7 separate regions of the Homo sapiens genome follow, and regions 2, 3, 4, 5, 6 and 7 are each linked to region 1. Evidence: chromatin contacts called from ENCODE Hi-C or POLR2A ChIA-PET data. All regions are on one chromosome and are shown on one strand. Each heading gives the region's core, a stretch centred on a gene start or an enhancer-like site at or near the end of the contact. The rest is flanking DNA. Distances are from core to core; before and after follow the strand shown.

Region 1 (2,833 bases), core at 213-2,712:
AAGACCTCATAAAAGAGTCAAAGTAAATGAGACTTAGAGAAATGTAGAAGCATGACTATGCATCACTGGGCCTTTGCTTAGTTTTTATTCATCAGCCATGGAGAAGAAAGGCATGACTCTTTCCTGCCTCCCACACCCACCGGACTTGTAAAGCTCGACTTCGATGATGCATTATAAAGTGGTGCACAGGATTGGTTTTTAATGAGATTTTTGCCATTGGAGCAAAGCAAGACTGTTTCCCTGCCAGCTGCTTTATTCAAGTCATGAGGCATTTTGTTGTCTCCTCCTGTACTTGTGGTACATGGGCCCTCCATTTTCTAGCCCAGTTCTTGTTAGATACCTTTGCACATTCATTTGTATGTATGGCAGAACTGATGATATGGCCTTTCTTTCACCCCCAACTACTAACTGTCCATGCCATTAAAGATACATGGACAGGGGATTCCAGCAATTTCTACAGTTGCTCTTCTTTCTCTTTACCATTAATCCTGATGATTGTAGGAAATCAGTACACCATATTTATTATGCAAATCTAAGAAAAACAACTAGATCTATAAACTATTTGAAAAGATGCCCACATTGTATTTTTTTGTTGTTTTTTTAGATAGGATCTTTCTCTGTTGCCCGGGGTAGAGTGCAGTGGCCTGATCGCAGCTCACTGTAGCCTCTACCTCCTGGGCTTAAGCAATCCTCAGCCCGTCTAGTAGCTAGGATTACAGGAATCTGCCACTGTGCTTGGTAATTTTTTTTTTTTAAGGAGATGGGGTCTCACTATGTTGCCCAGGCTGGTTTCAAACTCCTGGCCTCAAGCAGTCTTCCTGCTTTGGCCTCCCCAAAGTGCTGGGATTATAGGCATGAGCCACTGCACCCAGCTACATATTTTTTAGAAAAGGATCAGATGAGTAGGACTTGCTCAACTGCTATCACTGTCAGAAATATCTCAAGGTGAAACTTGCAAACATATCAGTAAGGAGAAGGATGAGATTTCTTTTTTAATAGTCTTCTTTATCAGGAATGTTTTGCAGATATTGATTTTTTTTTTTTTTACAATGAGAAAAATATGACCAAAAACTGAATATTAAAGGAAGCAGAGTGTGATTCCCGGTGCTAAACAGTTTCTATAAAATGTGGCTAATAACATATTGGCCTGTTGTGCCTAAGGCCTGTGTTTGGGTTATGCCTTCTCAAAGAATGCAGTGGAAGAATCTCAGCTTAGAAGTGAGGACATCCAGAATTCTTTCCTGGCTGTGCCGTGAAATTCCTTTGTCACTTAGTGTCCTCATCTGCTAAATGAGGGTGTTGAATTGATTCCTAAAAGTTCTGGTATCCTCCCCTCTTCAGATTATTTCTTCAACTTATTTTCTTGGTAGAACTGGGAGAGGTTCGACTTTGCTTTTGTCACGCATTCTTACTCATCAGGAAAGTCCCGCTATAAACACAGTGCTGAGGGATCAGTTATGTCAGTCTGTTTCCTTCTCCCAGAGACCAGCCCTGCCTTGGGCTTCCCCTAGAACTTTATGTCATAGCATAAAGGCCCGTGTCTGGGCCCTGAGGTTGGGAGTATGCTCTGATGTCAAGTATTTGATCATTCTCTTTCTGCCTCTTGATGACTAGAAAGCGTTTTATGGTAAAGAGTTACGCAAGAAGCCTTTGTTTAGCTCTTTCTCTCATTGCTAAAAATAGTAAGCTGTTTTTAACCCTTACTGTTCTTACTTCTTCTTACTCATTTCCCTCACTCTTTAGCTGAGAATGTCACCTCCACCTTTATAGAGAAGACAGAAACTTAAGCATAAACTCTTCACCTTCCTTCACCTTCCCTTTCCCCAGTTACTTGCGTCCCTGTTCTTTGTCATCCTCTTGTCTGTAGCTGTCCTTGAAGTGGTGTCCACTATTCCCCTGGATGAGGTTCATTCTTACGTTCTGTTCCATAACCTAGTTGTGTTATTAACTTCCCATCATACATCCTTTTATTAAAAATCCTACACTACCAGTTTTTGAGTTCCTATTAGGTGTCACAATCAGTTAATCCCACTTACGGCATACAGCAGTCATTATTCCAGTTTATACTTGAAGAAACTTAGGCCCTTACTATGTTTCTGGCACTGCTTATTATCACAGCTCTAGAAGACATCTTCTATCTACCTTATCCTTCCCTTTTACAAAAGGTGAGAAAACTGAGGCCCAAAGAGGTTGTTGTCACCACCTATGTAGAGTGAGGATTTTTATTTTTGTGCTATTGTTTAGCATGATCTCATGAAATATAATAGAAAATAAGGGGAAACTATGGTACCTGTTTATTGAGCAGCCTTCCTTGACTGGGATATAAACATCCATTGGTTTTCCTCCTTTTTCATGCCACCACAAGCACTCAGGGGCACTCTTGATACCAGAACAGTGGGAGGATCTTAGTGATATTGGTCCAAATTCATAAGTTTTCACTTCTCTTTTTTTTGAGACAAGATCTCACTCTCGCCCAAGCTGGAGTACAGTGGCGCCACAGCTCACTGCAGCCTTTACCTCCCAGGCTCAGGTGATCTTGCCACCTCAGCCCCCCAAGTAGCTGGGACTACAAGGGTGTGACACCATACCCAGCTAATTTTTTGTATGTTTTTGTAGAGACAGGGTTTCACTATGTTGCCTGGGCTGATCTTGAACATCTAAACTCAAGGGTTCCACCCACCTTGGCCTCCTAAAGTGCTGGGATTACATGTGTGAGCCTCACTTCCTTCTGGTTATAGAGACAGAATTGTTCCACTTCTTAGTCTGATGTTTCTGTCAGAATTTTTTCTCATGACTGCCTATTCACGCTGCTGTTTGATTCTTGGGATATATT
Region 2 (2,833 bases), core at 132-2,631, 410 kb after region 1:
GGGGTAGTTTGATGAGCTAGCTCCCGCAAGGAGACAAGGTATCCCCCCACATTAACCTCATGCTTTGTGTCCCAAATCAGGACAACTTTGACTCATTTCAGTCTTTATTCCTAGGCAGAAGCAAGTCTTAGTCCATGCCAGTTTATCCCTTGATCTGAAAATAGTCTCTGGCTGTCAGACACAACTATGTCTGAAATTAAGATTAAGCCCTATGAGTCTTCAGTGAACAAAATGGAAATAAATGCTGAAAATCCCCCTACCTATCTTGAAAGCATACCCTGGAGTGAGAGGTTGTTTTCTCAATTAAAATTTATCTTTTCAGGTGTTTTGTAGAAGTCTAAAGACTCAGTCAGTGGGCATGAGTCATCTGGCTGTGGTAAGATTAGAAATTCCTAACACATGATATAGGAGGCCAGTGCTCCAGGAGGCAGAGAAAATGAAGGAAAACAGCTTTCTACAGCTCTTACCCCCACAACCCCCATCTCTCTGTAACTTAATTTTTCTTCTCAAGTTTCGAACAAGTACAGATAGAACAACTTGTTTTCTAATCTTTTTCTCTTTTTCTCATTCCTCTTCTTTCTTTATTCTTCTTTTCCCCCCTCTTTTTGTTTCCTTTTCCTGACTCTTGAAAACCATGGCAAGTGCTTATTATTTCAGTTGAATATGTTAAAAATTGTTATCAAGAAGTTGATTTTTTGTGTATAAAAATGGTGAACTAAGATACTGTTAAAAGAGTGGAATAAATGAAGAGGAGAGACAGAAGAACCAAAGATGGGAAAAGGACTGGAAAAGAAAAAGAGACTAAAAGGAAGGTAAGGGGCGAGGAGGAAATGGGCCTCTGAGCCTGTAGAGACCAATGGGGACTACGGAAGTCTGAGTTTATTTAAAAGACTAACTGGGGAACATACTTTGCTAAGTTGTGCTTTTTCACTAGCTAATATCATAACTAAAAAACCAAAGGTATTGCAGCTTCTATTTCAGGAAATCGCAATCCAACTATTCAATTTTTTTTTCAGCTGTTTTGATGTTAAAAGATAGGCCAGAGCACAGGTTTTGTGCATTTGAAATTGCTAAGTAGCTGGCCCCACGGGTTATTCACTCACAGTGCTCTTCAGGTGACTGGTCAGTGTTGGTGAGGATAATGTTTCCATTGCTCCTTCAGTCTCTTTGGCCTGCTTTCCTGAAGGAGAGTAATACAAATCCTAATTAAAATGAAAATGAGAAGTTACTAAAATGCCCTTTCCTTTACAGAACTCTATTTCATTTACAGAGGTCGGATGTTCGTGTTTAACTACCAAATCCCTCTATCTCACTTAGAGCTCAGGAGTCAAATAATCTAGACAAATAAGTCAATGTAGTTCCTAAAAGTGCCGAAGTACTTTTCTGCCATAATTTTTTTTTTTTTTTTTTTTTTACTTTGAGGACATCTAGCGGCGGTTTAGTGGCTGTGTTCTTCAAAGGCAAACTGGAAGAAACTTCAGGACATAGTAGCAATGGCAGAACCTATTTTTCTGAACACCTTCACACTTACAGTGATTTATCTTAAGCCTGAAGACAAAACTGCTGTGGTCCTGGAGGATAAACAGGCTCATTCCAGAATCTGCAGCTAAATCCTCACTTCCTTCTTTCACTGTTATCAGACAAAATTCCCTTGGCCTAATTGTTTTATGGGTAGTTTTTAATGAGCTCGTTGTTTATTGACACAAATAGATCTCCTTTTAAAGACTACAGAATGGCCACAATCATGTCATTTCATCAACTAATTAACAGATATTGATAGCCTGCTTTGGGTGGATATTTTGAGGGTCATACTAAGATAAGACAAAGGTTTACGTGAAAGGGAACTTTTGACCTCTTTATTCTGTTTGGGCTTGAATTTTATTGGGTAGCATCTTCATCGGTGGAAAGAGGGCAGGTCTTTTTCAAATGCTGGTGGTGAAAGACTTCAGTTCTGTCCTCAGAGACGAGGGCCTAATAATCTGAGTTTTCCTTTCCTCATTTGTAAATGAAGGTGATTATACTTAGTTCATAAGGTGGTTGTGATGATGATATGAAACCTGAAGACAACTCACATAGTGTCTAGTATCTGGAAGACACTAAAAAATTTTTAAAACCCCTTGTCTACTCCCCTCACTTCACCCCATGCCTTCGACATGGCCCTTGCTGTAGTGGTCTTCTGGGCAAAAGTGTTCACTGCCTCACCCAGAGCCCTGCAAATGCCACTCTGATCCATCTTCATCTGAGTCTTTGGAGCAAACCACATCTCACAGCTTTGTAATTCTGATCTACTGACTTGCCCTGGATCTTTCATACAAACCTGTTCTATAAGATCAAGGTAAATCACACAAAATAACTTGTTAGGCAGAGTTTCTGATAGTTATGATAAGCAGCATCAAAACTGGCTATTTTAGCAGTAAATTCCCTGATAATCATGGGTTCAAGAAGTGACATGTTCAGCTTGTTGACATGGGAGCTGTTGATATCTATATTTTTCATTTAATGTAAATTTAGACAAGGTGATTTCTAAGATCCTCACTGCATGTAACAAAGTTCAAACATTTTAATTCAGTCTCAAAGAGCCACTCTAGTCTACTCACTTCTTTAGATTTATCTTAGGTCACTGTTGCCTTGCTCATTATATTCCTACCCATTCATTTAAAAAACTCTTTTTGAACTCACTGAGCTCTTTGCTACCTTTTGACACTAGACATAAGTTTTCTTCTTTTTGGACTCCATGTTTTATTCTTCATCTGGCTAATTCCTTCCTATTCATCCTTTGGCATCAGCATAAATATTGCTTTATCAGAGAGATTATTTCTGACCCTAATCTAAA
Region 3 (2,833 bases), core at 94-2,593, 380 kb after region 1:
TGGTGCCCTTTCCATTGCTTTACATTTCCTTGTAAATGTCAAGAGCAGCTGAATGTTAGTATTCTTTTCAAACTGCAAAGTGACTTTTCAGCAATTGGGGTTGTTGTTTGAAATGTTTTTGAATGGCTTGTCTTCTATCTTTCCCTCATAGGAAAAGAAAAATACGACACATAGCCATGATTGAAGACGTGTACCTTCATCTGAGAAGACATCTGCAAATATTCTGGTCACTATTAAACTATATCCAATTTTTAAGTTGTTTATTTTTAAGTGAGGGCTGTTTTTATAGATAAAGTTTAAAAAGTCTGGCATTGTTGACATATATTTTACATTAACCTTTGCTTTTGGAAGAACCAGATATTCCCAATGTTAGTGTAATCGATCGTATTTTTTTGATTGTTATGTGGCAGTTGCATGTATTACGTTTTTAAGTTGTCATAATAACCTGGTGAGAGAAGTACTATTATTATTTGACTTTTGTAGATGAGAAAATTGAGAGACAGAAAAGTTAAGTGACTTGCCCAAGTTTATACAGCTAGCAAGTAGAAAAACTGAGATTTAAACTCGGGATGGACTTGTTCCAGAGCCCATGTTTTTAACCACAGCATTATACTGACCCGTCTTGGCACTGCACTGATGAGGTGTGTGATCTTTCTTAGGTCACCTAATGGTTTTGGTTTTCAGATTCATTTATGAGAAGGAGAATGCATGGGATAATTTATTTTCTGAGCAGTATTCCTTGTATGCTTACATGCCTTTATTTAGTCCTCACAAGAACCCTAGACATAGATAGAATTATTATCATCCTTATGTTACATATGGGAAAATTAGAACTTAGAGAGTTCAAGTAACTGCTAAAGGTGACATAATCGGTGTAAGAACTGGGAATCACCGCCAAGATTTCAATCACTATGCTTTACTGTCTTTCCTTTTTAGGGGCTTATGCTGCCGTCAAATTCTTTACATTGAATCCTGGCTTTTTATTTTAGAGTCATAATGGCAATATGTTTGTTTCATAAAACCTTTCATTTAGAATTCATCCAAGAAGTGACTTAGTCTACTTATGGCTGCAAATACTGGGGAGCCATTAGCACAGTGACAGCAATCTTAACAATGAAACATTGTGCTATTAATATTATATTATTATTTTTTTGAGGAGTCACATGTGTAGCAAACAGGATGTAACCGGACATGTCAGGCAAGCTGTTGCTAACCCTGAAGACTACAAGGGATTAAATTCTCATTATTCCTCAGAGTTAGTCCCCAAATATCTGTGTATGTTCAGTTTCTTCAGTTTGGCAGGAAGTTTTAAAGAACTAAACAGCATGCCCTTCCGCCTGTGGCATATTCATAAGCTATTTTTGGGTGAGTCATCGGAATTCTGTGGTTTGTATCCTGAAGGGGGAGAGGAGACACTGTATGTTTAGCCTTTTTTTTTTTTTTTGAAACAGCTAGTTGAAAAAAAAATTCTTTGATAAAAGTTCAACATTAGGTAAGAAATATCTGCGGCAGGATCTTTCCATTGTGATAAATATTCCTCTCATGTTCACATCTCTGGGAATATTATACAAGTTTAATTATTTGACCTGTGCATATTCATGGCTTGACCTAGTGCACACAGAAGCTCTGGTCTGGTGTTTAGCTGAGGCAATTCATGGGGAATAAACAACTGGCTAAATGAGTCTTCTTCTGTCCTTGGAGTCTGCTCCCTAATGTCAAATCAATGCAGTAAGCTGGATAGAGTTGTGGACATTTATGAAAACACAAAGACCAAGCCAAACCTTTTGAGGCCTGTTAGGTAATATAACTAATACTGTAATTGTGGGTTATGATTAAATATTTGTAATGGTAAAAAAAAGAAGTGGGTGAAAATTGACAGTCTTTTTCTTTGTAACAACAAGAGAGCCTAAGAGGGAATTCCAGTAATTAATACATATTTTCCTATCTCATCAGGAAAAGGAGCTGATTGTTAATGGAAGAAGGAAGAAATACAAGTTTGTTGGGTATTTAGTATATGCCAGACGCTGTACTAGGGCTCAAAAAAAATTCCATAGAGACCATTTAGATCTGGCGAACATACTACTTTCAGAAACTGAAGCGAGTTTGTGGTCTACAGCATCAGTAGTCCATAAGACAGAGATTTAAGAAAAGAAATGGTGGTATTTAACACCCCTGTTCAATTATAGTTATCCATATGATATGACTGACTGATTTGTGACTGTCAACAGACGTATTCATAGAGGACAATTTCAAGTTAATCTTCAAAATGGGAGAGTTAAATTATTTTTAAAAAATAAAGAGTGACTACTGTTTGGTCCTTGAAATGATGTTAGGTGGATCATGAATTAGGCATTAAATGGCATTAAAACACATAATGAGAAAATTCTCTCTTTTTAATTCCCTTTCAGTTTTCTGAGTATGTCAAGCAGGAAGTTTCAGTGTGGTGTTAGTGAAATGTTAGCTCTTCTCAGGGCAGGCAACATCTCCCTTCATAACACTCCTTTTTAGAGTTACATTTTATTATGTTTTATTTCTGGCAAGTGAAATTGGTTTCCATTTATATGGAGTAGATATTAAAAATGTATTCATATGAAATATTAATTGATTTAAAAATATTAACTAAATAATACATGTAGTGAGCTGAATGGGCAATGGGACACCACCCTGAAGAAATTATCCACTGTGTAAAACTTCACAATTTTAGTGATTAAGAGGCAGATGGTTTCATAAAAGAAAACAAAAAATATAGTTTGTTTAAGATCTACCTGCTTGTCCAGAGCAGTTGTGTTCAAAGTGTGGTCCATAGACAAATGATGGTCTATGAACTTTTTGC
Region 4 (2,833 bases), core at 147-2,646, 320 kb after region 1:
CCTTATGATCCACCCATTCGCCTAAGTTTGAAACCACATTGATTCAGTCAACAAACTCTATACCACCTACTAATTGATAGGTAATGACTAGTTTTGTTAATACTTGGTTACAGCGATAGCTTTGAGCAAATTTTCAAAGTGAAGCTTTTCTCAACTTTTTCTTGTTGATTCGGTATCTGAAATAGCTTATTAATTCATTCCTTCCTTGTTTCCACTGACACTGCCAATCAGTTGTAGGTGAAAACTCTAAACTGGTCTCCTGTACTTTACTATCCCATTTTCTGCCTTAATTCATCTTCTCCAGTGTCTCAAGTGTAATCTTGCTAAAATACAAACCTAATTATGTTACTCCTCTGTTTACAGTCTTTAAATGTTTTACCAAATTAAATCCAAACTCCTTGAGAAGTTCATACAAGGTTGTATCAGAGCCTCTGAAACGCTAACCCACATCTTCACAGCTTCATCTCTTGATTCCAGCCTGGATGCAATGGGCATTCTGGATTTGACTCATATTACAACAACAAAATAATCTCAAGTGAATACCATGCACTTTTTACTTTTTTTCCACTGGGCTTCTTCAGTGCCACACCTGGGAATGGGGTTTTACTTGTTAAGCTTACCTATGGAGCTCCAAAATGCAAGGAAGTTTAACTTTTGAGAGCAATGTCCAACCAATGAGGGATGGAAACATAGGAAAACATGCTTTCCCAAGTTATTCTTCTAACAAACAGCTCTAAGGTACGTTCTGTATGCTTATTCCCCCTAGATGTCAGGGTTGAGTTCCAGTGTCCCAAAGCTATATAATAAAAATGCACCTTGGTATAGACTTTCCCGCCTTCCCTTACTCTCTTTAGTCTCCTTTTGTACTCCATAGGATTATCTCATTGACTGGGCTTTGCTTTCTAGTAGAACCTAAGCTATGACATATAGTACTAGACTCTCTCACCAGGAGTGATTTAGGACGAGGAGGCGTTGAAAACTGAAGCTTTGGACATCTCAGATAGTTAAAGCACTCGCAATTTCTGGCATTTATGTGCTCATAATGTAGTGGTGAATGGCAATTGCGGCAACCATGGCCTGACAAGAGCAAGGTCATCAAGAGCTTAGATTGTTTGGAGCTGAAGGTCTGAGTCACCCCATTAGGCTAAAAACCTAGAAAAGTAGAAGTGCTGATGGAGGGTGAGGAAAATCTAATATGGATTGTGGAGGAAGGAGACGATACATATAAAACATGACTGCAGGACCTGCAGTTGTAGCAGTGAGGGCTGTAACTTATTCCATTAATATTTGTGTGTTAAGTCACATGTAGAGATTGTGGCTAACTACCACCTTGAAGACTTAGAGGTTGCTGGAACTTATTCTAGGGCGTAGGTGTATCTGTGTGGTACAAAGGATAGACTGTATGGGTTGTTTTTGGCTTTCTGACTCATATCCTCTTGGCTTCATCTCTGATTACAGTGTAGATGCAGTGGGTAGTTTGGCTTACGTCAGGCTGACATCTTTCCTCAAGCACTGGATGTTTTGCACTTTTGCCCTTGGGTTTTTCCAATGCCACAATTGCCATTGGGAAGCCCTCTGTTCAAGCAGGCATGCTCAGTCGAGAAGCCAACAGGGGTTTACATCCCCAAAGCAAACCTTAACTAATGGAGGATACAAGTTGATGGATAAAAATAGTCAAACCTTAAGTACATAATTCCAAAAGGTATTCTAAACACTCCTTAGAAGATTCCAGGCAGGGCTGAGCACAAGTTGCCTACAATGGTGATATTAATAATGCATCTATATATATGCCTTTTCACATTCCCTCCCTCTTCTGTCTCTCACTCCTGCTCCCTGTTCATAAATTTTTGCAGCAGGCTCTGCTTTTGGGAAAACTCAAGCTAAAACAAAAGTCCTTAAATTCCAGTATGCCTCTGTCCTCCACTTTCTACCCAATTTTGTGTTGTTTCTTTTGGTTGTTTCCCTGATATATGCCAAGAAAATAAATGGAGAAATAGAAGGGTGGGACTATCAACAAATACTTTAATAGAATTTCCAGAAGGACTTAAGCTGTCAGATTGAAAGGATCCACTAAGTAGCCCAGAAAATAGTTTAAAAGTTGGTTGTTTTGAAGTTTTTTTCTCCCTGGTTTGTTTTAATCTCTACATCTGGTGTACAGCTGTCCTCATGAGATGCCTTGTTACTATTATTCTCTTGTGCCAAAACTTCTATTTCTTATCCCTGTAATGTTTTCTTTCTTGGAGCACCTCCTAAATAGTCTTAGAAAGGATGCATGGGAGGTAACTTTTTTGAGGCCTCAAACATCTAATGAAGTCTCTATTTTATTTCCTTTGACCTGATTGAATGATTATGGATTTATAGGTTAGAAACTATTTCTTTCAAATACATGAAGGGAGTGTCTTATTTTCTGTGTTGCTATTAAAAAGTCCTAATGCAACTCTTTTTATCATTCTGTGTACAGTGTATGTGATTTTTTTTCTTCTCTGGAAGCATGTGGAGTCTTCTTTAGTCCCCTGTGTTCTGAAATTTCAACAGAAATACCCTTATTAAGGTCTGCTGCTTGGTTTCTATTCTCCATGTTAAAACTTTCCACACATGTTTGGTAATCCTTGGAAGTGTTTAAATTTTCAGTTATCTTTTAAGTAAGTTAAGAGAAGAAAAAACTTTAAAAAGGCAGTTTTTATGTTTACTCATGTATTTCCCATTTCTGTTGCTCTTCATTCTTTCCTGTAATTCTTAGTTCCCATTTAATGTCATTTTCTTCACCTGAATAACTTCTTTTACTGCATATTTTCTGCTTATAAATTCTCTCAGTTTCCATTTATCCCATAAA
Region 5 (2,833 bases), core at 122-2,621, 290 kb after region 1:
GGGCTAGGACTTCCATTACTGTGTTGAATAAGAATGTTAAGAGTGGGCATCCTTGTCTTGTTTCAGTTCTTAGAGGAAATGCTAGTGTAGCTGAGGAGAGAAATGAAAACAGAATAAAAACTTCAGTAGAAGTTGGGGAGAAATGTGTTTGCACCAAAAGAGGTGAGGGATGGAACTGAGGGAGGTCTCGAGGGGTAAGAGAGGCCAAAGAGCTGGCAGGTGCTGCTATTAGGATGGCCAATGATCCAGAAGTAATGATGAATGAGAAGATGGATTAAAAAAACCCTGACATTGTTTAACTAGAAGAAGAAGACAGTCAGAGAGAAGTGAGGGCTTACTTTTCATGTTTAAAGTCTGTTATGTGGTAAAGGGATTAGATTTATCTGTGTTGTTCCAGGGGACAGAAATAGGACAAATGGATGCAAATAGAGTGAGGAAGATTTAAAACAAATGGAGAAGACATTCTAAAATCAACTACAATGAGCGTAAACAATGACAACGGAAAGGACTATTTTTGCAATTATGTAGCTCTTGTTCTCTATAGATAGATGTGTAAGCAGACGCTGAATAACCATTTACTGAAAATATAAATAAAAACAAAGCAAATTGCAGGCAATAAATATTGTATTAGTTCTCATTTTGTAAAACTTATACAGGTATCATATGCATAGACAAATACACCAAACTGATGAATATTTGCCTTGTATAATCTTTTTGTAGTTTTTTTATGAACATATATTACTCAAACAATTTAGAACATTTGGCAATATATATATATTTCATTTATAAAAGGTTAGGAAGATTAATTACACTTTCTGAGGTCGCAACTAAAAGCCAAGATTTTAATCCATTTCTATTTGATGTAAAGTCTGGTCTTTTTTCAGCAAACCACAATCCCACATTTTAAGGGCATTAAGAAAGGGATGGGTAGACAAAATGTAGAGGTAGTAGGTACAGAATACAAAGTTTCAAGAAATTAAAAGCTTCTAAACTAACAAACAGCCAATTTGTGGAGTGTCACTGGAAAGTGACAAAGAGGACAGTTAAGTTAGTTGGAACTGAACTGAGGCCAGACAGGGCTGTGGGACAAGTCAGGGTGTGGTCATTCCGGTAAGCAGCGATGCAGAATCAAGACAGAGTAGTTTCTCCTTCTCTCTCTCTCTTTAATTGTAACGCCTTTTATAACAAACAAATATTATGCTTATTTCTGTCTTTAAATTTTTTGTAGTAATTTCTCATCACTTAACCTCTATTTTTTAAAAAACTAACTTTTCTCTTGTTTTTCTAGTTGAGCTATCATTCATATTTATTATGTGGAACTAGAGGTAGTCCTGGCTACTTGGGAACAGCGTGGAGTCTAGCCATGTCAGGGCCAGAAGTCGTCTCAGCTAAGTTAGAATGTGATACCATTGTTTACACAAGTGTGGCCTGCCTTCAAGATAGGGTGAGGTGTTTTATGACCACAGGCTTTATGAGTTATAGCTATAAAACAATCAATCTTTTAAAGCAAACACACCACAATGTCTACACGCAAATGAGAATTGTCCTTCAGGGCTGTGACCTTGGGAAACTCTTCACACATACTAGCATAAAACATATTTAAACTCTTCACTGAAAATATTATTCAGACCTAGTTTCTCTCTCAGTCTCTCTCTATGTTTCTCTCTCACATGTACGTGCATGCACGCACACGTGTGCACACACACATATGCTCACATCATTTTAAGATACATCTCATTTTTAACCAAAACCATTTTATCTTGCTTGATAACCAATTTTATTTGTTAGATGACTTGGCTATAAATGCCTTTGGCTATCAGGAAAATCAAATCAAAATTAAAAGACACTGTTACTACTGAAGAAGTAAAAAAAGAATGGGCTGCTGACTCTGAAGATCATACCCGAAGTAGAGCTGCAAAGATATTTGGAATATTGGTAATATCCAATAAAGAATGACCTTCATGCTATTTTGAGGAGATGTTTAAATGTCGAATTATTGAAATATTTATAAAATACAAATAAACTAACTCTGCTTCATATTCCAACTTGTGTATGACACTTCTTAGGCTATCATTTCATTCCAAATTTATGGTCACTACCCTACTGTCATTCCTCATACTAACCATATGATCAACAGTTGAAAAGCAGCCACTCGCAGAGGTAAGCAAGATATATGGTAAATACTGTGTTGACAAAAGTATGCAGAAGCAGTCACATTTATACAGTAGTGAAGGAAATGTAAATTGGACAAACTTTTTGGAAGATAAGTTGAGAATGTCAAAAATCAAAACACACTTTCTGTTTTATTCAGCAATTATGAGCCCTTTGTTTTACAGCTATGCTCACAAATATATACAAACATGTATGCACAATTATGTTCACTGTGGTATTGCGCTAGAAAAATACTAAAAACAAACCAAATGTTCATCAATAGGGAAATTGTTCAACAAATTACAGTATATCTAAAAAAAGAATAATATATAACAACTGAAAAAATAAAATAGTTGATATAAGCAGATATTCCAAGATCTGCCAGACATATTGTTAAACGAAAAATCTAGATACAAAATTGTTTATAGTTCTCTTTCATACTATAGCCAAAGAAAATTCAGAAAAAACTACTTACAGTTGATCCTTGAATAATGCAGCAGGTAGGGGCACCAGCTTCCTGCGCAGTCAAGAATTGCATATAACTTTTGACTCCCCCAAAACTTTGCTAATAGCCTACTGTTGACTGGAAGCCTTATCAACAACATCAACAGTTGATTAACACTGGAAAAGGAGGGGTTGGTCTTACTGTCTCAAGGGTGGCAAAGGCGGAAGAAAAGCCACC
Region 6 (2,833 bases), core at 114-2,613, 270 kb after region 1:
TGTTCATAGATCTGGGCCTAACAAGGGTGTGGCCAGCAACTCTGCCCTGCTTTATCAGCATTAGAAAGCCAGTCCTCTCAGAAAGTGCCCAGTTAGCTAAATTCATGAGATTATAGACTATTAAGGTGGAATGGACCTCAGAGATGGTCCTTGCTCTCATCTGAGGCTTCAGTTGGGCCAGTCAGAAATGTGGGAAAATTGAGGCAGGTCAAATAACCAGGAGTACAAACAAACACAATCTATCCAGAAAACTAGAAATCTTACTAGTGACTATTCACAGGTTACTTTCTGCATTCTGGGGTTTTCATTCTAGAACAGATGTGTGTGTGTGTGTGTGTGTGTGTGTGTGTGTGTGTGTGTGTGTGTGGTGCGTGAAGAGAGGGGAGGGGTGCCCAGAAAACCATACCCACTTTCCCACATATCCCAACTATGACTGGGCAATTATGTCATTATCACCACTGATATATAGCTGGAAGAGTTTAGTGTTGCCCTGCTAAGATCTGGATTTTCTTTTCTGGAGCTTGGCTATTGGGGCATTGAGAAGTCCAGCCAGGAGGTTGGTCAGAGGCTAACCCAAAAAGCTTTGCTTAACTCTGGGCTACAGCTGGGGGTTGCCAGAGAGAAGTGCCTGGCATTCCTGCATGCTGACATCAAGCTTCGAAGTTGCTGCCCTCTGGTGAGTCAGCAGCAAAGGCCCACATCGTTCGAGAATGCTGCCCAATCAGAAGATGTGATGCCACACCTCAGAAATCTTTCTAAACCTCAGCATTCTGTAGACTTCAAACAACTCCTCCTGAGAAAGAATGTAGAAATAATTAAATTTATAAGATTAAAGTTATAAAAAGCATAGAGCCTATAATAATAACAGCAATAAGATAAACTCCACATTTGCTTTTAAAACAATTTATTTGAGTAGACAGCCAACCCCCTGTATTGTACTCCTTTAAAAAATATTTTAGGCTTTTTAAATGCTGAGGCAAGGGGACATACCAAACACTAACAGGCACATTGGGGTTTTCTGGCTATTGAAATAAAAATGTCCTTACATAACACTGATGTACTGGAATAGCACTGCGTTCCAGTGACGGTTATTGCAACTCAGCCAGCATATCTGTAGCTTGTGAGCTTTTCTTATCAGAATTTTATCTATAAATATACATATACGTAAATTCTATTGTGAAATAAAAATAAAATGTAGAATCTTCTCATCTTTCTTATTAGTCAATATTGTGCTACTCTTTAATAATTTCTCTCAATTTTTTCATTAAGCAGATATTACTAGGGAAATATACATGAGGCAGAAGGCAAATTATTTGCTTAGTGCAATGCAAACTTGCTTAACAGGTAAGAGCAGAGTCCCTTCCATAGCATTGCCACCATATGGCATTGCCATATCGTGGAGGCCATAAAGAGGAATGACATTGTAAAGATTAACTGGATTTTACTTGGCAAGGTCAGGCACCTAGATGGCATGCTATAAAATGGTTAGAAGTGCAAAGGAAACCTGTAGCTAGAGGCCATGTGAGATTATGGAAGTGACTTTTCTTACAATCCTGCCATCTGGTTTGGATTGTCAGGATCAAAACATTTCACTTGCCCAAGTGAGGATGCTCTCTACATGGTTTTGGGGATGAGGGAGACTCAGAAATAATGTTTGTGGTACTGTAGCACCACTAGGAAAAGAGAAAAATTGGACCTGACATGAAGAAAAGCATGCAGCCAGCCACTAAGACTACTTCCCACAGGACTGGAAATCTCTACCACCGTACCTCTCCTACATGCTGGGTATAAGAAGTTAAAGGGAAGCCAGATTATATTTACCTACTCTTTCATTCATTCATTCACTCATTCATTTATTCATCCATTTACCATTTGTTTGTTTTTTGTTCATTTACTTATTTAATAAAAATTGTGTTTTGCATATTCTAGGTGCCAGGCATTGAAGAACCACTGTTATTGTTCTCAAATGACTGACAGTTTAGAGGAGAAAATGGAAGAATAAATAGACACTTGTGATGCAATATAATAGTGCTCTAATAAGAGCAACATATATTGAATACCACTGAATATTAAATACCAGGGACTTTGCTAGGAGCTATAAATTAATCTCCACAGTACATCTAAGATAGAAGTTTTATAATTACTCTCTTTAGGAGGAAATAGGGGTCTATAGAGGTTAAGTCTCACAGCCTGGAAGGAGTCAACAAAAAAATACTCAGCCTTAGGTATTCTGACTAGAAGCTTGGGTCCTTAACCACCTACTCACCAATTTGAAGAAAGATGATTGAAACTGCAACAGCTACACTGACTCTTGAAAGCAAAGTAACTCGTTAAATGAGGGTATGTGTATACTGGCTGGGATATTGTGGGCTCATGATGACTTGTAGGCCGAGGCAGCTGCACATATGAAGACTATGGAGGGTATATCATCAGCGGAAATGAAAGTGATTAGTGTTGGAGGTTTCAGTGCATATTCTGGTTTTCTATTACTGCATAACAAATCACCCTAAAATTTAGTGACTTAAATAAACATGATCATTTATTTAGCTCATGAATTTGCAAGTTGTGCAGCACTTGGGTGGGATAGCTCACCTTTCTTCCATGCAGTGTCTGCTGGGACTGCATGATTGCATGAAGCGGGGCTGGGCAGCTAGAGCTCTTCATGAATCTCTATTTTTGCATGATATTTTCACAAGGTCTCTCAAGCATGGGAGCTTCAGGTAGCAGAACTTCTGACAGGGCAGCTTAGTCCTTTGAAAGTGTATGTCTGAAAAGAGAGACTCAGGCAGATGCTATATTGCCTTTTGTGACCAAGCCTTGGAAATCACTAGTC
Region 7 (2,833 bases), core at 176-2,675, 270 kb before region 1:
TTAACCTCTGAAGACAATGAAAAATAACCAGGATTGGACTTTAAAAAACAACTTAAAAGTCAGCCCCCTCATACAAAACTCGACAACAAATAAACCTAGACTTAACTGTCATTTTCAAATCCAATTTTTACCTGAATTGGTAAAAATTTATTTAAAACAAAATGCAAAATACAATATTGTTTCAATTTTGGCCCAGGAGATAAACACTTTAATGCAGAGTTAATAAACTCCAGCGAATAAATAGGATCATTTTCCTAATTTCACTTCAAAGCTGCCAGGATTTCAATAAGGAAGTTCAAAGGCCCGATTCCAGAAACTAGAGGTCCCCGGAAAGTGAGGGGCGTCTGGCCACAGCCTCAGTTCCAAACCAGGTATAGTTCTTGAGCTGTCATTCTTAGTCCTATTACCACTAATACAAGGTCAAAAAAACGGTCCTGTAAGGTGTCAATTAAGGGGTCACTTTTGCCTAAGGTTTCCTTAACTTCTCTCCTAGTGAAGCCGCTCTAAGTGAACATTTCCGCTGTGTTTTTTTTAATGACTGCCATTGTCTCGCTGGAGAATCGGAGGCTCTTTTAGAAGTACTGTTGGAAAATTCAGGATTTTACAAAACATTTTCTCAGCTGTACAGGGCAAAAACAAACTTTAATCCTACTAGCCATGGGTGTAAACCACAAGCCTAATTTCTCTTCTAAGAAGGGAAAGCTTAGTTAAGTTTTAAAGTGACAGTAATTTTAGGTGGTAAAATGAGCTCAACTCAAACATCGCTGTATGAAAGCGCTCTCCGCCAACACGCTCATGGACACACACAACTCCTTCCTCGAGGTTTAGGGACAGAGAGCGAACCTGTGACTTCGGGCCAGGATGACGACCTGAGATTTGGACAAGAGGAGGCGGCGGTTCCGCGAAGAGCCAAGGGCGGCCGGCGCTCCGGGATGCGCCGGACCCCGCGGCGCATCCTCGTTTGGGCGCCAACGGGCGCCGGCGGTCCTCGGACCCGGGTGTCGACTGCCGTGTGCCCACTGCCGTGTGCCCAGGCCCCGAAGCCTCCTCAACTCCTTGAGGGGCGCCTCCCTAGCCAGCTCAGCGCGCAGCGGGACCAAGGCTCTCCCAGCTTACCTGCGGGTCCGAGTAGGAGGACAGAAGCGCCGCCCGGCCTCGCCCAAGCGCACACGAAGGGGCCGCTTCCCGCCCCCCGCACCCCAGACCAGGCGGCTCACGGAACACCGCCTCCCAGCTCTGGCCCGGGACCAGGCGGTCCCCCAGCCGGCTTCGGCGCCGCGGCCGGGGACGCGCGTCTTCCTTCTCCAGGCGCCGGACGTGGAACCTGCGAGCCCCTGGCGGCGCCCCAAGTTATGCACAGGTCGCAGCTGCTCACCAAGCTCCTCCTGGGAGGCCGCCCTGGTCCCCGAGAGGGGCGCGCGGGAGTGGACGTTCCCGCACCTTCGCCCCATCCACACCTGCCGCCGCCGCCGGGGCCGCCAGCGCCGTGGCTCCGCCCCGGCTCCGCCCCTCGCCGCCCCCGGCTCCCGCTCCAGCCGCCGCCGCGACCGCCGCGGAAAGGAGGGGGAGGGAAGAGGCGCCTGGACGGGGCTGCGGGAGCGGCCGTGCTGAGCCTCCTCCCTTGGGCCCGGACGGGACCCAGGTTTCTCCACTGCAACGCAGCTCCCGAGTGACGGAATTTTGTGGGGGAAGCGGCGGCCACTACGCTCGCTTTTGGCACAGTAGCCCTTTGCGGGTGGGAGCTTCTCGCAGTCAGAGCTAAGGGAGAGGGAGTCCACCTGCAAGAGCCAGAGCTCGCCCTTGTACTCTCCGAATGCAAACTTAGCAAATTGAACAGCGGAAGTACTTCCTTGGTCGGACCCCTGCTCTTCTAGGGGTCTTCTAGAAACGTGGCGGCTATCACAGGCCCCGTGGTATAACTGGCATTTGGAAAACGAGGGTGTTTTTCCATCTGGAGTGGCCTCTCTCCTATCCTCAACCCTCCGTGTCCTTCGACGCCTCTCTCAGATGCCATCTCCACCAAGAATTTTTTCCGGGTACCCACCTGCGCCCAGATTTGATTCCGCCCTCTTTGGGACAGCCTGGGTGCTCTGAACCTTTCCACTGCCCCTTCAGGTGTATGAGAGCGCCTTGTGAAATGCATGGGCCATCGTTAGTTATTTTTATTGCAATATGTGGTTTCATATTCAGTACTGTAGTATACAAGCAGAGATATTTATGCTTTCACAACACTTTTCATTTGGGTTTGAATTCCTTAAACATGAAGACTATAGTAAGTTGCCCATCTCTGGAAGTAAATACTGAGGGGTACATGGCAGGGTAATCCGACCCGATGACCTAGCCAGAAGTTCTGGCTGTCCTACTCAACTATGCCCTCCGCAAGCCCAGCATGGTAGCCTTTCACCTGGATTTGAAGGGGAAAATTGTATTTCTCTCTGAATGTAATTACATTTTGGCAAAGGTCAGTCTAGTTACCACCAAAAAATATTCTACGAGTTGAAGGGTGGGGGTGGGAGCGTCAGAGCAAGGTTAATAGTGGTATTTTATTGATTTTGAAGTAAATATAACTCTACGTAGTCATTTGTTCAACCAAAACGAAAAATATTCATCAAATATTCCCTAATAAGTTGGTACTCATTTCCTTAGCCACTTTAAAAAACACAAGTCAAATATAATTGATTATATAAATTGTATTTGCATGAAGATTTGAGTCCAAGGACTATAAGAAAGATTCAAATTTTAAATTTTCTGCATACGATATGGTTAAATAAAATGTTTGTATACTATTTCCTATACCTAAGTGTATGTTTTGAGTTGAGATGTCAGTAGTGTT

Evidence for each region. A loop is a pair of places that touch in the nucleus more often than their neighbours do. ChIA-PET counts read pairs that join two places held with the same protein, here RNA polymerase II (POLR2A). Pooled maps may share reads with other maps.
Region 2: a loop to region 1 is called in a map of B cell, with 11 times the contacts of the local background. The contact joins two enhancer-like sites. A Hi-C loop is called at or near these places in 3 of 168 maps with a recorded cell type or tissue (B cell, Calu3 and chondrocyte), 12 of 37 single-sample maps with no recorded cell type and 11 of 50 pooled maps. POLR2A ChIA-PET finds 5 or more read pairs at or near these places in 3 of 52 experiments (BJ, MCF 10A and OCI-LY7).
Region 3: a loop to region 1 is called in a map of MCF 10A, with 12 times the contacts of the local background. The contact joins two enhancer-like sites. A Hi-C loop is called at or near these places in 1 of 168 maps with a recorded cell type or tissue (MCF 10A) and 4 of 50 pooled maps. POLR2A ChIA-PET finds 5 or more read pairs at or near these places in 1 of 52 experiments (MCF 10A).
Region 4: a map of PC-3 shows a loop between it and region 1 (3-fold over the local background). The contact joins two enhancer-like sites. A Hi-C loop is called at or near these places in 1 of 168 maps with a recorded cell type or tissue (PC-3) and 5 of 50 pooled maps. POLR2A ChIA-PET finds 5 or more read pairs at or near these places in 1 of 52 experiments (MCF 10A).
Region 5: POLR2A ChIA-PET joins it to region 1 with 14 read pairs in A549. The contact joins two enhancer-like sites. A Hi-C loop is called at or near these places in 6 of 50 pooled maps. POLR2A ChIA-PET finds 5 or more read pairs at or near these places in 2 of 52 experiments (A549 and SK-N-SH).
Region 6: a loop to region 1 is called in a pooled map, with 11 times the contacts of the local background. The contact joins two enhancer-like sites. A Hi-C loop is called at or near these places in 12 of 37 single-sample maps with no recorded cell type and 10 of 50 pooled maps. POLR2A ChIA-PET finds 5 or more read pairs at or near these places in 1 of 52 experiments (activated T-cell).
Region 7: a map of MCF 10A shows a loop between it and region 1 (10-fold over the local background). The contact joins the promoter of MIR31HG here to the enhancer-like site in region 1. A Hi-C loop is called at or near these places in 1 of 168 maps with a recorded cell type or tissue (MCF 10A). POLR2A ChIA-PET finds 5 or more read pairs at or near these places in 1 of 52 experiments (MCF 10A).

The regions. Positions count from the first base shown.
Region 1 is chr9:21,830,754-21,833,586 of GRCh38, forward strand. All of the region lies in intron 4 of MTAP (methylthioadenosine phosphorylase), which reads left to right. Among named protein-coding and RNA genes, the nearest start is that of MTAP, 30 kb to the left of the region's middle. RefSeq lists enhancers at 1,179-1,488, 1,356-2,555, 2,805-2,833. Within about 2 kb of position 1,463, at least 8 of the 41 ENCODE cell types and tissues checked have a DNase peak (open chromatin) inside an H3K27ac peak, as active enhancers do; they include PC-3, where a contact is called at or near this core.
Region 2 is chr9:22,237,735-22,240,567 of GRCh38, forward strand. No RefSeq gene overlaps it. Among named protein-coding and RNA genes, the nearest start is that of DMRTA1, 210 kb to the right of the region's middle. Within about 2 kb of position 1,382, at least 6 of the 41 ENCODE cell types and tissues checked have a DNase peak (open chromatin) inside an H3K27ac peak, as active enhancers do.
Region 3 is chr9:22,210,513-22,213,345 of GRCh38, forward strand. No RefSeq gene overlaps it. Among named protein-coding and RNA genes, the nearest start is that of CDKN2B, 200 kb to the left of the region's middle. Within about 2 kb of position 1,344, at least 5 of the 41 ENCODE cell types and tissues checked have a DNase peak (open chromatin) inside an H3K27ac peak, as active enhancers do.
Region 4 is chr9:22,146,920-22,149,752 of GRCh38, forward strand. No RefSeq gene overlaps it. Among named protein-coding and RNA genes, the nearest start is that of CDKN2B, 140 kb to the left of the region's middle. Within about 2 kb of position 1,397, at least 2 of the 41 ENCODE cell types and tissues checked have a DNase peak (open chromatin) inside an H3K27ac peak, as active enhancers do; they include PC-3, where a contact is called at or near this core.
Region 5 is chr9:22,123,365-22,126,197 of GRCh38, forward strand. It overlaps a transcript of CDKN2B-AS1 not described here. Among named protein-coding and RNA genes, the nearest start is that of CDKN2B, 120 kb to the left of the region's middle. Within about 2 kb of position 1,372, at least 3 of the 41 ENCODE cell types and tissues checked have a DNase peak (open chromatin) inside an H3K27ac peak, as active enhancers do.
Region 6 is chr9:22,102,813-22,105,645 of GRCh38, forward strand. The region is part of intron 14 of CDKN2B-AS1 (CDKN2B and CDKN2A antisense cis and trans regulatory RNA 1); the gene reads left to right. Among named protein-coding and RNA genes, the nearest start is that of CDKN2B, 95 kb to the left of the region's middle. RefSeq lists enhancers at 1-297, 76-1,275, 298-797. Within about 2 kb of position 1,364, at least 20 of the 41 ENCODE cell types and tissues checked have a DNase peak (open chromatin) inside an H3K27ac peak, as active enhancers do.
Region 7 is chr9:21,558,373-21,561,205 of GRCh38, forward strand. MIR31HG (MIR31 host gene) reads right to left here and starts at 1,426. Exons shown (of 3, transcript NR_152879.1): 1 at 1,117-1,426. RefSeq lists an enhancer at 201-987.